2 separate regions of the Homo sapiens genome follow, and region 1 is linked to region 2. A link is a loop called in an ENCODE intact Hi-C map of the cell type or tissue named here. Cell type or tissue: PC-9. All regions are shown on one strand.

Region 1 (8,000 bases), 410 kb before region 2:
ATTATAGTTCAAAAATATAATTACACTAAAACACTTTTGTCAAGTGCTCTGAAGTATTCATAATGTTTGGGTTGGACCCTGTTGTAGAGACGTATATTGAACCTGAACTGTCAACTATCATATGATCATTAACAGCAGGATATATATATTTTTAGTAAGCTTGCCTAATTAATGACATTAAAAGGCTCTTCTGTCATCTTTGGAACCACATTTGGGGAATTTTAATTAAAAATTAAATTATTATCAAGCAAATTTATTTTTATCCCATATATTTCTAGCACTTTGAGACCTGTTTTTCAAAACTACAATTCCCTTTAGTGACTTTTTTCCCCAAAGAAATTCAAATTAAGCAAAGTGTGATTTACTTTTAACTGAAAGCTTAAGAAATGAACACTCTAAGCTCCTACATCAGATTTAGTGCCCCATTGGCCAGCAGCTGCCTGTCAAGCACCATAAAAGCCCTTTCCCTGTGATTCTGCCATGCAGAACAATGGCTTAAGGACCATGCATCTTAACAGTGCCTGCCACTCAGAATGAAACTTTAAAGCTTTGTTCACAGATGCAGGGATCTACTATTTTGACTAAATATTAAACCTTTTTCTTTCTATCAGAACTTTAATAATAGAAGACTTTCATAAAGCTTTTTAAAAAATGATTTATATATTGAATTACAATTGTTTCATTCCACCAATAAAAAATCATTTCATTATAAAACACTACAACTATTTTTATGATGAAGTTTATATCATAATGTAGATGATATTTTCTTATGATCCAAAGTGGACTCAAGCCATTTCAAAAGAACATCTAAATAACAGTATTTATAAAAACTGGCATAACAGTTAACCCAAAAATGTAGGAGGAACCCAGAGAAAATCTTAGCTCAAAATAACCTAAAACCAGCCTTCAGAAGCTGTTGGTGTATGTCCAAAAGGAAGAAGTCACTGAAAGACTTTACTGATATTAATTACACTCATAAAGGAACCTAAAACTAGTATTTATACTTCACAATTTTTAAAAATCCTCTAATTTCCAGATATCTGTTGACTCTCTCTATACACTTTTAAACTTAAGAAAGTATGATTTTCGGGGAAAAGTGATTCTTCTTTGAAGTAAGATTTAACTTGGTGAGCAGAGACGCACCAATCTTCTGATTTGGATTTTTATAATTTTTCTGAAAGTGATTACTTTCCCAAGTACTTCCAAACATCCTTTCATTTTTTTCCCCCCAGACCTGCTTCCTGCTTCTTTTCTGTCTAATCACATTGTATTAATTTATTTTCCTGCTAGTAATATATAAGCTTATTCATGTCTGTCATTCCATCCAACATTAAGTAATCTAATTTTTATTCATCTATGCCTTAATTCTTTTATTTATGATTTTGGTCAATCTGGTAAGTGAAAAATAATGCCTAATTGTTTCTTTAATGTGCAATTCCCTGATTACTGGTAAATTTGAGCATCTGCCAGTTTCCTTTTTAAAGAAAATTGACAAATAAGATTATATATATTTATGGTGAACAACATGTTTTGAAATATGTATATTGTGGAATGGCTAAACCAAGCTAATTAACATATGTATTACCTCACATAACCCATCCAACCACTATCTTCTCTTTTCCCAAATCTTTTCTTTGCAGTAAAAGGCACCAAATCACCCTAGTTGCCCAGGCCTAAAAGGCAGGGTGTCATTTTTGATTTCCTTCAAGAAACTTCCAGATTGGAGTGCAGTGGCACGATCCTGGCTCACTGCAACCTCTGCCTCCCGGGTTCAAGAGATTCTCCTGCCTCAGCCTCCCCAGTAGCTGAGATTACAGGTGAGCACTAAAATGTCTGGCTAATCTTTGTATTTTTAGTAGACATGGGGTTTCACCATCTTGGCCAGGCTGGTCTCGAACTCCTGGCCTCAACTGAACTGCCCGCCTTGGCCTCCCGAAGTGCTGGGATTACAGACTCAAGCCACCTTGCCCGGCACCAAACTTAATCTTGAGCAAGACGAGTTTGCAATCAAGCACATCAAAGCAATCAACTAGACTTGTCAATTATATCCCGAATACATCCTCATCCTCTTCTCACTTCAATCACTTAAGTAACTTTTGAACTTTCTCCAATTTATTATCCAGATTTCTGAGACACCAATCTGAATCTCTCTCTCCTAGCTTATGTCTCTAGCCTGTTCTTCACTCATTGATTCCCCAGTTACAATCAAGTCATACTGGATTTCTTTTGATTCTTCTGTTCTCTACCAAGCCTGGCGCTTTGCATATCTAAGCCATAATATGCATGTTATTCTTCGTATCACTGCTTGTGTTTTGCTTCCTCTACAAAGGTTTTCCTAGACTCTGAATCCTTAAGATTGTGCTGTTGTCCCGAAATGTGTTCCTACAGCACCCTGGTCTGCCTTCATTGTATTTGTCACACTAAATTGCATCTACTTATTCAATTGTCTCCTCTACTAGAGAATTATCTCTGTGAGTATCTGGACTGTATCTTTTCATTATTTTACTTTGCGGTCCCACAATTAGCATATAGTAGTTGCAAAATAAATATATTAAGAAAAGGTGCATGCAAAAATGAATAAATGCTCATATAAATATATTTACATTTTTTTTTTTAGAGTTGGGTTCTCACTGTGCTGCCACGCTGGAGTGCACTGGCACAGTCATAGCTCACTGCAGCTCCCAACTCCTGGGCTCAAGCAATCCTCCCACTTCAACTTCCCCCAAGTAGTAGGTACTACAGGTATGCACCACTATGCTTGGCTAATTTTTAAGAATTTTTTACAGAGATAGGGTCTTGCTAGGTTGCCCAGGCTGGTCTCAAACTCCTGGCATCAAACGATTCTCCTGCTTTGGCCTCCCAAAGTGCTGGGATTACAAGCCGAAAAACTGCGCCTGGCCTTGAATTTAATAGTTATGTGCATTCTGATTTAAAGAAAGCCCAAGAATAAGACTGGGAATTAGAGAGCAGTAGGCCTTTGCTGCCTCCATATTACTTGTCTCAGGAGATCCTTGCATTGTACCAACCTGCAGAAACTGGTAATGGAGGACAGTCAGAGAAGAGGTGATAATGGCAGGGGACAAGACAGGGGTGGGTTGGGAGGACAGGGCTTGCTCCCTCCCTCTCCCAAATAAACTCGATCTCTGCCTGTAACCCAAGCCTTTCCTTGTGCTTGGCCAGGAAGGATGACTCCTTGCCATTAGCAAAGTTGGGTGACAGAACATAAGAGACAGAGAATAAATACTTATATCTGATCATTATAAACAAAAGACGTAGTAATGAAGCTATAACAGCTAAAACACAATTTAAACCAATATTTTAATCAGTAGCTCAGAAACCAATCTCCACCAACACAGCATCAAAGAAACCTGGGTTCATAATGACAAGACAGACACTTACCCCCTGGTTTCTTCTTCATGACCCCTCCCCTTCTGGATTTTAATCCACTGTTCCAACTGCTGCATTGAATTTGTTCTCTGTATGACTCGATCGGCCTCTGTGTATAAGGGCCCTGTATTGGGGCGATTTCCACCTCTAAGATCTGCCAGGCTAACATTGACTATTTTGTTCTCTGAACTGCTCAAGTTGATTGGTCTGTAGTGCACAGTCTGAGCAGGGCATGCTGACCCACTCTCATATTCAGATGGCAGAGAATTCAGCTTTACACTATTAATTTTTGTTAAGGGTCTATCTTGACCATCCTTCTGAAATCCATATTTTTCAGCTTCTAATGCCTTTTTTTCTTCAATTTTGCTCATTTCCTTGTTTTTTTGATTGTTTTGGATCTCTGGTTTAATTAGCACTCTATGGTTGGGAATGTTATTGGTTTCTTTAGTTGGTGCATTTTCAGATGTAATCTTGTCCACTCTGAAATCAGAGAAGAAAATCATAGTAAATCAGATGAAATAATGTACATATTACTTCTGGGATTCAATCTAGGAAAAATTATACTTTACGGGGGTGGGGGCCAGGGGACTGGAAAGGGTCACAGTGGACAAGTCTACACAAATACCCAATGCTGTGATATTAACATTCAAGCACAACACCAGAATGTATAAACAGAAAGGGGGAAAAAGAAAACATAAAGAACTAGAGCGTAAAAAGTGATGTGTGCTCCCACCATTAGGAATCTGAAAATAAAGCAAATTAAGATTGCCTTATGACAGTTAAACCACAAAGTCTACACTTAAAGGACCACAGTAGATAGTCCCTTGAAAGGAGCCACATGGCTCCCAGCCAAGGTTAGCTGCTTGTTGACTCATGAGACAAACATGAGTCTGGTTGTGGAAATGGCTGCAACAGGAAATCATAGTCTGATGCTATCAAAGATCTGAACCATATAATTAACTCCTTTTGTTTGTATTCAAGAGGAACTCAGTATGATTTTAGAGCTCTTGGAGTCTGACTGCACATGTCCAGCTTGCAACTCTGTTCTTACTAGCTGAGTCTTCAGGCAAAGTACAGAACACTTAAAGTGCCTATGCTTCCTCTTTGGTAAATGGGTATGATTGTGCCACCAAGATCAGAGGGTTCTTGTGAGAATCAGATGAGTTAATGAGTGGCTGGCACAGACCTTATTTTACCATTATAATTCCAACACATCAAGCAATCTTGGGTTAGAATCTGGCATCCCATGTCCACCTGGCCACTGAAAGAATGAGCTCGTTAACAGCATGTGTCTAGGTCACTCGACAGTTGTACTTGCTCACTATTCTAGTTGCCATATCTAGGTCTTTCCCTGAGCCTAATCACTTCCAGACTCTGAAAAGATCAAGCTGAGTGTGTGAACCTGCACGAAACTGCCAAGATCATGCCACTCTAGGAGGCCTCTCAGGAGCCAGCCAACCCTCCATATTCCAATAAATAAAAATGCTTCTATCAGAAACTAGGTGTGGTAATGCTGCCAATGTTTATGACGTGTGGAAAGGATGTAGATCTATATACATATATCTGTAATCAACTATAGATGAAGATATCTAGAAGCTTTGGAATATGGTCACCAAGGAAAAAAAATTAAAAAAAAAAGGTGACTATTTTTCTTGGAGTAAAGTTATGAACCATCCATATATTTAGGTTAAATATAAACCATGGCTTCTAGATTGGAGGCAACATTAGACATTGGGAAAATTTACTAAGATAGACTATGTGCTTCTTTCTCTTGAAAAATAAAAGTTGGCCAGGTGTGGCCACTGATGCCTGTAATCCCAGCACTTTGGGAGGCCAGGGTGGGTGGATCACCTAAGATCAGGTGTTTGAGACCAGCCGGGCCAAAATGGTGAGACCCCGTCTCTACGAAAAATAAAAAAAAAATTAGCTGGCTTGGTGGAGGACATCTGTAATCCCACCTACTCGGGAGGCTGAGGCAGGAGAATTGCTTGAACCTGAGAGGCAGAGTTTGGAGTGAGCTGAGATCGTGCCACTGCACTCCAGCCTGGGCGACAGAGCGAGACTCCATCTCAAAACAAGAACAACAAAGAAGGCATAGAACATTTACACTAAAAGCATATGTATCCCTTGCTATTTGGGAGGGTAGGAATTTTAACATTAAACATAAAATAACTGAAAAGATTTTTAAAACATATTTACTGTAGTCTATCTAAAGCTATTATTATTACTGTCATCATGATTATTATCATTATTATTTGAGATAAGGTCTCTTGCCGTATAACCCAGGGGGGAGTGCAGTGACGTGATCTTGGCTCTCTGCAACCTCAACTTTCTGGGCTCAAGTGATCCTTCCCTCTCAGCCTCCCGAGCAGCCGGGACTATAGGTACACGCCACCACACCTAGCTAATTTTTAAATTTTTTTAGAGACGGGGTCTCACTGGTCACCTAGGTTGGTCTTGAACTCCTGGGCTCAAGCAATCCTCCCACCTTGGCCTCCTACATTATTGGGGTTACAAGCGTGAGCCACCGTGCTCAGCCTAAAGCTATTATTTTAAATTAAAACTGTGGTGGGTTTTTTTTCTTTTTCCCCAAGATTTATCATTGAAAAAGTAGTCAAAAAGACACATATGATGACTTTTCTCTAAATGGAACAAAGCTGACTCAGAAAAGTATGCTAAGGTACCATAAATAATATAAAACTTGTGATCTAATTTTAAAAAGTGACATTTAAGTTATTGCAGAAAATACACTGAGATATATAAAATGAAAATAATGGGCTTAGAGATGAAAATTATTCAGAGAATCCATATTATACTTAGATTTTTTTTTCTTTGGGCCATCAATGATCTGCACACTAGGAGACTATGACATTATCGTGAACAGGTGAAATACTTTATAAAGTTAGGGAGAATGAACTCTCAAGTTAAAAACTGGATGTTGTATTACAGTGATAAGCTCTGATAAATATTTTAAGTATTTGAGCCATACAGCAAAATGAGTGCATTAGCTTAAAACCAAGCAAACAAAATCTCTCTATACTTACTTTCACTTTGAATGACTAAATCTAATAGAGTGGGATAAAAATGCCAACAACTAGGAGTAGAAGAAAACACATAATTTCTACAGGATAACGGACTCTAAGCTGGGCACGCAGGTGGTATTAATAAATCTTGTCTGAGTAGATTACACTAACAAAGACGGCTGAAAACTGTATAAGCACCTAACTAGTGAACTATCAGGTTGCCAAAAGCCAAGCCAAATAATTGCCATCTTTATCATCCCAAATTACGAGTAATTATCAGTTTTTAGAGTGGTAAATTTAATAAAATAAAGTAGAAACATGCTGAAATTCTGAGAAAAGTATAATATACAATATTGAAATTATTTGGACATAAATATTTTAATTATTATACAGATTTCTGTATTCTAAACAATTTCCTAAAAATTTTGCTTTGAAGTTAAAAGTATTGAAGTTTTATTTTTATTTTTTTTTGACAGGGTCTCACTCCGTTGTCTAGGCTGGAGTGCAGTGGCACAGTCACAGCTCACAGCAGCCTCAACCTCCTGATTCAAGTGATCCTCATGCTTCAGCCTCCTGAGTAGCAGGGACTACAAGAGTGTGGTACTACGCCCAGCTAATTTTTGTATTTTTGGTACAGATGGTGTTTCATCATGTTGCCCAGGCTGATCTCAAAATCCTGGGCTCAAGTGATCCCTCAACCTCCCAAAGTGCTAGAATTACAGGTGTGAGCCACCATGCTCAGCCTGAAGATTTTAAATGAATTCTCTTCACCTACACATTTTCTCTCGTTATCAGTGCTAACCACCTCATCTTTATGCTACTCAGGTAATTTTTACACATGCAATTCCAAAAACAGATTTTCCTTCTATCTGCTCTCATCCTGCAATATGCATGTGGCAAAAGTGGTTTTTCTTAAAAATAGATGTCCTAGAGCTATATCCTAGACCCTCTTTTCTTTTCAGTTTTTCCCCAGCTCTAATTACTAGTGATTGGGTAACTTGATTTAGACTTGATATTTACAAAAATAGCACAAATACACAGCATCAACCTAAGTCTTTTAGCCAAAAAGCCAAGACTTTATTAAAATGCACACTAGAATAAGAAAAACAAAGGACTAGATGTATACTGTAACAATCCCTAATTTCCTGAGAAGAGGGAAAAAAAAGAAGAGGGAAAAAAGATGCACATTAGCATCTTTCTTACATAAGATATGTGCTCAGCTGTCACTGACTGGAAGAAAAATTAACTTGCATCATAATTTTTTCTTCGAATTACAGGAATATATATTTTTTAAAAAGCACATTATACTACTTGTATTTATGTAGTCTGAGAATCAGATTTCCTCTAACTAGCTATACTGAAGAATATTAAAATGATTCGTATCTTCAAGCAGGGAAAAATACATGGGTCAATTTTAACAGCACTTATCTATATTATCAAGGAATCTGAGTAGTGGAGTTTCAATATAAAAAAGGTACAATTCACCAAGAAGTGGATTTGGAAACAATCTAAATGCTTGACGAACTATTTTCTGGAGACATTCATTACAAAAACAATAAAAATTAATCAGAAATGTTGAAAAAATGAAAC
Region 2 (8,000 bases):
AATCTCTATAGACTGAATTTGATGATTTTCCATTGGAAACTTTATTGTGATTGGCTTGGAGTGCATTAGCAACATAAATGTAAGGAGCTACAATGCATTTGACTGTACTGGACATTTTATCACTCACACCCTCCTACCTACCTGCCTCACTATGACCCAAAAATTCAGCCGCCAGGCTGGCGGGACTTGGGAAGCCACCTGTGATCACGAATGGAAGCAGTCTATGTTCCTGCAGTACAATCAGCAGGCAACTACTTATTATGGTTGTTGTTATTATTATTATTTTTGAACAGAACAAGAAAGAAGGAGGAGATGAGGAGGAGAATGGGAATAGGGTGGAGATGGCAGATGTCACAGGGGAGAACGAAGAGAAGGAAAATACCAGATGGAGGGGAGAAACATTTAAAAAAGAGAACTGAGAGAAAGAAAGAATGAGAGAGAAATTTACAGGAAAGAAGCAGGTTTGAGTAGAACCAGAGACAGAATCAATATAACATTTTTCCTTGTCCTGGTATGACCCAGCTAATTCCCGATGGATGCCAACTTGTTCATTTATGGGATGCTGCAGGAGGGCAAGCAACAAGATATCCGAGGTCACTCTCAGTCACTCTTCAGTAACCCTCTAACCTCTAAGAACCCGAAGGCAGCTGTGTCCACTGTGGAGCAAACCCTGGGGGAGGAGGAAAACTGTCTCAGTGTGTTGGTGACTCATTCTGGTGCTGATTTGGCCTTATGAAAGTAATTTAGCTCCACTGGGCTGAACCTAGTCATAATTAATAACAGGATACCTGGTTATACAGTGGGTCCAGTATTACCAACAAAGTGTTGCCTGAGGCAGAGGCAGAGAAGAAACAGAGAAGAAAACAAAAGGAAAGCAAGAGCAGACGATGGCTTCCAGTATTCTTCAGGCTGTAGAGACCCTGTGAAGGTTTCTGGATACATATGTATACAATTGAGGTTTAAAGGAACTAACATTTCAGGGTCTATTACGTATCAAACAGAGTGCTGGATGCCTTTTCCATGTAACTCATGTAATCCACCCAGCAGTCTTGTGTAGTAGCTGTTATTATCCCCCTTTTACTGAGGTTAGGAAAATAGCTTGCTTGGTATAAGCAGGTTTAAACTCAGGTCTATATAACTTGAATCCTAGCACATGTTTTTAACTTCAAAATAATCATACAGTCTAGGTGACACTTAAAGAGATGTAGTTTGCTTATGTATTTAAAAGCAAGTAGCCATTACCTTCTACCAGAGCCTCCTTCTCTCTTTTCTGGTTCTCACTTTGTCTTAAAATCCTAATGTATTAATTTGTGCTTCAGCCTTACAATATACTAAATGATTTTGTAGTGGGAAGAAAATGGAAGGAAATGGATTTTGAAGGCAGAGAAATCTGGCCTCAAATTTGATTTTCACAGTTCATTAGCCATATGATCTTAGGAACCTGTACAATGGGATTAATAATATTAGTTTAGTTTTTTTTTTTTTTTTTTTTTTTGAGGATGAAATGAGTTACGGGAACATACCTAAACTAACATAATGTTTTTCACTTAGGGGTCACTGAATTGTTGGTTTCCCTCCTGTCTTTCAAAATTTAGATAGAATTCACTGGTTTCAGAATTTCCTAAACTATGCTCTGCAGAAAATTAGGTGTTCTGAGAGAGGTAATTAACATTCTTCATAAAAACGTTTTTCACGGTCAGTATGTTGGTGTGGAGTGAATGCTTCTAAAGAAATGCTTCTCTTAAGAAATGCTTCTAACTCTTGCTTTTACCCACTCTCCCTTCCCCCAGAGGATCCCAACCATACAGAGCTCATAGGTCAATTCCAAATGCATTAAGGAACTAAATGTGAACATAAAAATGGAAACCATTTAGAAGAAATATGGAAAAATGTTATATGTAATTTTTTCATAGTGAGTATCTCTTTAAAAAAGACAAAAACTCAAAACATAAAGGAAGAAATTTTGACTATGTTAAAACGTAAAACTTTCCTAAGACAAAGACACAATGTAAGAAGGTATTTCAATGTATTTAACTAACAAAGGATTAGTATCTGAATATATAAGCATTCTCACAAACCAGCAGAAAAAGGCAAACAATGCAATAGAAAAAAAGCAAAGGGTGTGAATTGACAATTCACAAAAGGGAAAGTTGTGTGGCCAAGAACATCTAGAAAAAAAAGCTCAATTTCACTAGTAATTGAGGAAATGCAAACTAATATAAAAATGAGATATGTTACACTGATTAAATTCACAAAAATTCACATTTTAATTGCTAGTTATAATTTCTTCAACATTATACTGTAATTTTTAATCAGCACGGTAACACACCTAAACACACAAAGGAATGAAGTGAAGAGCATAAGGATTGGGCAGCAAGACACAAAACTGTCATCATTTGTACACAGTGGTGGCATATTTACCATACAATTTCAAGAGAAAATAAGTCAGACTCTTCCAAATGGATTAAGGAACTAAATACTAAATGTTACGAGATATTAAATGATTTTGTAGTGGGAAGAAAATGGATTTTGAAGGCAGAGAAATCTGGCCTCAAATTTGATTTTCACAGTTCATTAGCCATATGATCTTAGGAACCTGTACAATAGGGTTAACTATGTTAGTTTAGTTTCTTTAAATGAACAAAATAAAACTATGAAACAAAATAAGACCGTTAGAACTAACACAATAATTTAGCAAGTCAATTAAATTTAAAATTAAGATAAAAAATTTAATTTTAATAAACCATACCAACAGCTATGACAGAAGAAACTGTTCACTAAATATTTTTGATTTTGTATTAGTACAGGGTAGGATTTCACTTTCTTGTCTCCTTGAAGTTAGGTTTGATCATGTGACTTGCTGTGAACAATGAAGTGTAAACAGAAGTGATGCCTGTCTCTTCCAGGTAGAAGCTGTAAGAGACAGCACAAGATTTGCTGCTCTTTTCCTTTGTTTCTTGGAACAAGGAATGGCAGTCATCTTCCACGTGGCAAATTGATAGAGCACCATTATCCGGAAGACTGCCATATCTTCCAGATATTGGTTGCTCTATAGACAATTTGGGTCCTGGGGTGAGGACAAAAGAGAATAGTGCCCTACCTAATACATGATAGACATACAGCATAAACAAGAAGTAAACTTCATTTTCAGTCATTGAAATTTTAGGGTTATTTGTTAATGTAGCATCCCCTAGCCTATCCTAACTGATATGACCAATGAACATCTATTAGTCATTTACCATGTGCCAAGCTGTTCTGAGTCCTCTCTCTCTTTCTCTGTCTCTCTTTCTCTTTCTCCTTCTTTAATGTAATCACCACCAGAATTTTCTGAAGTAGGTATTTTTATGACCCTCGATTTGACAGATGAGTGAATTATCCCCTAGAGATACTGAGAGATTAAAATAACTTGCTTTAGGTGACACACCTTGTAAATGGCAAAGGCAAGATTTGAACTCGAGTCTTTTGGTTTCAATACCTGAACTTGTTCTGTTAATCACTTGGTATGCTGTCTTCCTCAGAAAATGTACTATAAAATTTTTACATATCATTTGTAATAGGAGACAAAACTATATGATATGTAGAAAAACACTTATAAAACATTACTGAGACTTTTACATAGAAAATTTTAAAACTTCATTAAAAGAAGGCTTAACTGATTGAAAAGATGTAATATGACTGTGATATCGTAATTTGTGGTTGGGAAAACTCAAATTCATAATGATGGAAACATATCCAAATTAATTTATAAATTTAGTGTACTTTCAATAAAGATATCATCAATTTCTTTTGAATAGAATTTGACAGACAAATTCTCACATATATATGGAAATATAAATGACCGAGAAAAGTCAACACAATCTTGAAGAATAAAAATAATGGTAGATTTGTCTGACTAGGTATTATAACTTTTGTAAATCCTATGAGTAAAAACTGAGGGTTGACACAGAAATAGACAAACCAATGGAAAAGAAAAAGGAATTTAGAGCCCAATCTATTTATATAGTGAGGGTGGCAATAAAATTTTGGTGGGAGCAGGATGGATTATTAAGTAAATGACATTGTGACAATTTGTTATTGATATTGAAAAATTCTATATCTGTACATTTATACATATTGAATTCTGGATAAACTAAGGGCTTAAAAAGTAAAATAATACAAATTTAGAAGAAAACAGGGAAAATAATAGGTGAATTACATCAGGTAAGGGTTTTTTATGTATGATGCAAAGGCACAAACTATTAAGGAGAATATTAACAAATTTGACTACATACTAGCTTCTATAAGATACCATGAAAAATATGAAAAAAGAAGATAAAAACTACAAGAAACTTGTAATACTATAGCCATCAAAGGATTAGTATCCAGAATATATAAAGAGCTTCTACAAATTGATGATAAAAAGAAAAACAATGCAATGGAAAAATAGGTAAAGGTAATGATAGGTAATTAGTAGAAGAAGAAAACTGAATGCCAATAAAAATTTGAAAAGATTCTCAATATTGCTAGTATTCTGGGAAATATAAATTAAAACATTCAGACATACCATATGATACTTATCTAATATGTAAAACTTAATAATTCTGATGACACCTACTGGAGAGATTGTGAATTTTCAGTGGGGCTGTAAATGTGAAGATGGTCATCTGCCATAAACGCAGCAATTACACTTTTAGGGAGAAACCTGTACGTTTATAAGAAAACGCATACATAGTAGTTCTTCAACATCATGTTGCAGAGCTGTGTAAAGAAAGTAGACCTTCAGATATCAACACAGGTAAAGCACAAAAACACATTTTTAACAGGAAGAAAGGAGGTTAAAAAGATACAAATATTTATATGCATATTATGTATGTAAAATTTAAAAATATATGAAACAGTAGTACATTTTCTTTGTGGAGGTAAATGTCTCAAAACTTATATGGAAAGATATAGAAAAACTTCAGGAAAGTGGTTGTTTAGAGAGGAAGACAAAAGGAAAGAAGGGAGGAAGGGCTTTAATTTTAACTGTAACATTTTGTATCCTCAAAAGAGAGAAAGCTAAAACACATTATGGAAAATGTTAACATCTGTTTAATGTTAGTGGTATGTAGTAGGTAACTGTTATAGCATTTTCTGTACTTTTAATGTTTGAAGTATTTTATGATTAAAATTTAAGTCTAAAAAATCCCTAGATGGTACCTTTTCATGTATATACTGCAGTATGGTTAGTCTCAGATCTTATACCTAGGCCTTAAAGTTTGTTTTTTAATTTTTCATAAATGAGATTGACATTTTCTTTTAATTTATGCTTTTAAGCAGGTAGCCTTATTTTAGGATCTTCAGCAATAGTCATGTATGTTTTTAAAACATTTTATTTATTTGTATTTATTTATTTATTTATTTATTTATTTATTTATTTATTTATTTAGAGAGAGATAGGAGGTCTTACTATCTTACTATGTTGCCCAGGGTAGTGTCAAACTCCTGGGTTCAAGTGATCCTCCTCAGTAGCTGGGACTGCAAGTGTACACCACCGAGGCGAACTTGTTCTGAAAACTTTTTAAAGTCTACAGGCTTATTTCAGAGATGTCAGCTTTACTGTCACACAGTATCCTAGAAGTAGACATTACAATGTTCTAGGAAGAAAATAAGACTCCAGATTGCCCAAAGTCATCGGCCAAAAAGTAACAAGGCTATTAAATTTGTATGTAAGATTTCAGTCTCTAAATCAACGGCTTGCTTCATGCTTTTCTGCCTCCAATTGTTTTTGTTTTGTTTTGTTTTGGTGCACAATGGGGTTCATATTAGGGAAAAAGTGATCTAGAAAGACAGCTATTTAGCCACGGCCTTAATTATCTCCTTCCTTTCTAGAGTGCAAATTTGCCTCTAATGGATGGAAATGCTAATGATTTTAAACCTTACTACAAAAAAAACAGTCTAAAAATTTTTAAAGAAATACTTTAGCAAGCTTTATATATTCTATTGGGAATAAGACGTCCTTTAGGCAACAATTATCTACAAAAGAAAGGAAGTCATGAGAAAGGTGGGGGTGAAATGAACAAGGGAATGGGATGGTGGTAGGGTTTTTTGTAGGTGACTACATATTTGGTAGAAAAAGGTCAAGAGCAGAACTCATTCACTTCACTTCAGGGAGGAAGAGGAAAGCAGGATATTAGAGTGGAAAAAAGAGAAAAAAGAGCTGAATATGATTCTGGGATGATAAAGTACTCCTGAAAACTGCCTCACGGGCTACTCAGGGGCACTAAGGCTCACCTGCATTCGCCATAATCCATCCTTTCTGGTCATGCAGGGTTTTCAAGGAGGGAGCCTGACTTTTAGGAATGAGGTTAGTAATCCAATCTGTTGCAGTCTAGGCAATGACTGTATGTAAAACTGGCAACTGGCACTATTAAAAGTGGAACCAGACAGCATATTAGAAGAGGAAAGAGGAAAACGTGGACATGTGGGAGCTGCAGGAGGAGAGAGTTACTGAAGTGTGTGACATGTAGGTCTTCTGTCTGCCAAGTGGAGTTCATTAAGTGGCAAGAGTCTATCACTTTCAGCTCACAAATAGCTCACAAACAGAAAGATGGCAATGACAGTGCAGTTGTCACTGTTAGAAATGACAAGTCTTTGCAACACTATTCCTCCAATTTTAAAAAAGTATCAAATCAGACATTGAGATAAATATAATTAAAATATGTGATATGAAAACTTTCTATATAAATTCCATTTTAAAATATCAGACATAGAGACATTTTAAGTAGGTTCTAGATGGAATTTATGTATGAAAACTAGGAAATGAGCTTAGTGGAGATATTTTTCATAAATGTTTATATATGAGTAAGTTTTAAATACAAATAGATTTTTAAATACTATGCTCTAAGAGATGTAAACTTTAAGAAGAGTAAGGGAATAATAAAAATAAATATTCATGGAGAAATCTCTGATCCCATTTATTTAGCAAAGTAGCCGTCCTTCTCTATGAGAGATGTATTGAGTAATTCAATTAGCTTTTCATTTACAAATTCGTATCCTAAACTCATATTTATTGAGCGCCAAATTGTGTTTCTGTTTAGGAGAGGTAAGACTTTACCTACTTACGGTCTCCAGCTGGGCTTGAGAATTAAATTGATATCAGACAGATTAACAGGAGAAACGCACACAAATTTCTACATGTGCATGGGAGCCCCCATAGGAAAATGAAGGTCCAAAGAATTGGCAAGACCTAAGTGCTTATAGAGTAGGTTGAACAAAGTGTGACAATTGTGCAAAAGTAACTAAAATGTATGGGAAGGCTAAAGGAAGATGAGTGATTTTAACAAGGTTTCCTTGTCCAGATTTTTCTGTTTCCACTCTCCATTTCTGGTGACAAGAATATTTATTCTCTCCTGGCACAGGGAGGTCAGAGTGTCCCTTTTGTATCTGTTGTTTTCCAAGTGCCTTTAGCTAGAAAAAAATCCTTCTGCCACTCTTCAGCAGGCATTGTTCTAGTGTTTGGGACTTATTTGTATATCAAAGACACAAAAATCCCTGCTTGTGTGTCTTACATTCTAGGAAGAGAAGAAATAAACATAATAAGTTAATTCTATAATACTTTAGAAAGTAATAAGTGCTGTAAAAATCAAGAAGAAGACACCTGTGTGCATGTGTGTGTATGTTGGGCGTGAGGGGTGGGCTAAGAGGGTAGCATTTTGTCGTACAGATCGCCTTCTGAGGAGAGGATATTTGAGCAAAGACTTGAAGGAGGGGAAAGACCGTTTCAGGCAGTGAGAATAGCCAGTGCAAAGCCCTCGGGTGGGAGCATGCCTGGTGTATGTAAGGAAGCTTGGAGACCAACATAAGAGTATAGTGAGCAAGATTGAGAGTGTACGAGATGAAATCAGGGAGGTCACAGGGGCAAGAGCACACAAAACCTACAGGGTATTGTCAGGGTTTGCCTTCAGGAGCCATGGGGGCATTTTGAGCAAAGTGAAGTGATCTGACTTAGATTTGAAAGGGATCACTCTGCCAAGAACATG

What was found. Peaks named below come from ENCODE experiments on the same cell type or tissue, not always from the same donor. Only the 100,000 strongest peaks of a DNase experiment are listed, where the experiment ranks them.
Region 1: a loop joins it to region 2, with 5 times the contacts of the local background. A loop is called at or near these places in 19 of 110 quality-filtered maps.

What each region holds. Positions count from the first base shown.
Region 1 is chr12:19,270,383-19,278,382 of GRCh38, reverse strand. It overlaps PLEKHA5 (pleckstrin homology domain containing A5), which reads right to left. Exons shown (of 32, transcript NM_001256470.2): 11 at 3,400-3,867. LOC124902892 (a long non-coding RNA gene) reads left to right here. Exons shown (of 3, transcript XR_007063235.1): 2 at 1,641-1,817; 3 at 2,618-2,699. Among named protein-coding and RNA genes, the nearest start is that of PLEKHA5, 140 kb to the right of the region's middle. In PC-9, no CTCF peak of the experiment used is centred here; a DNase peak (open chromatin) is centred at 4,312; H3K27ac peaks cover 1,029 bases.
Region 2 is chr12:18,858,064-18,866,063 of GRCh38, reverse strand. No RefSeq gene overlaps it. Among named protein-coding and RNA genes, the nearest start is that of CAPZA3, 120 kb to the right of the region's middle. In PC-9, CTCF peaks have their summits at 4,401 and 4,604 (motif pointing left); no DNase peak of the experiment used is centred here.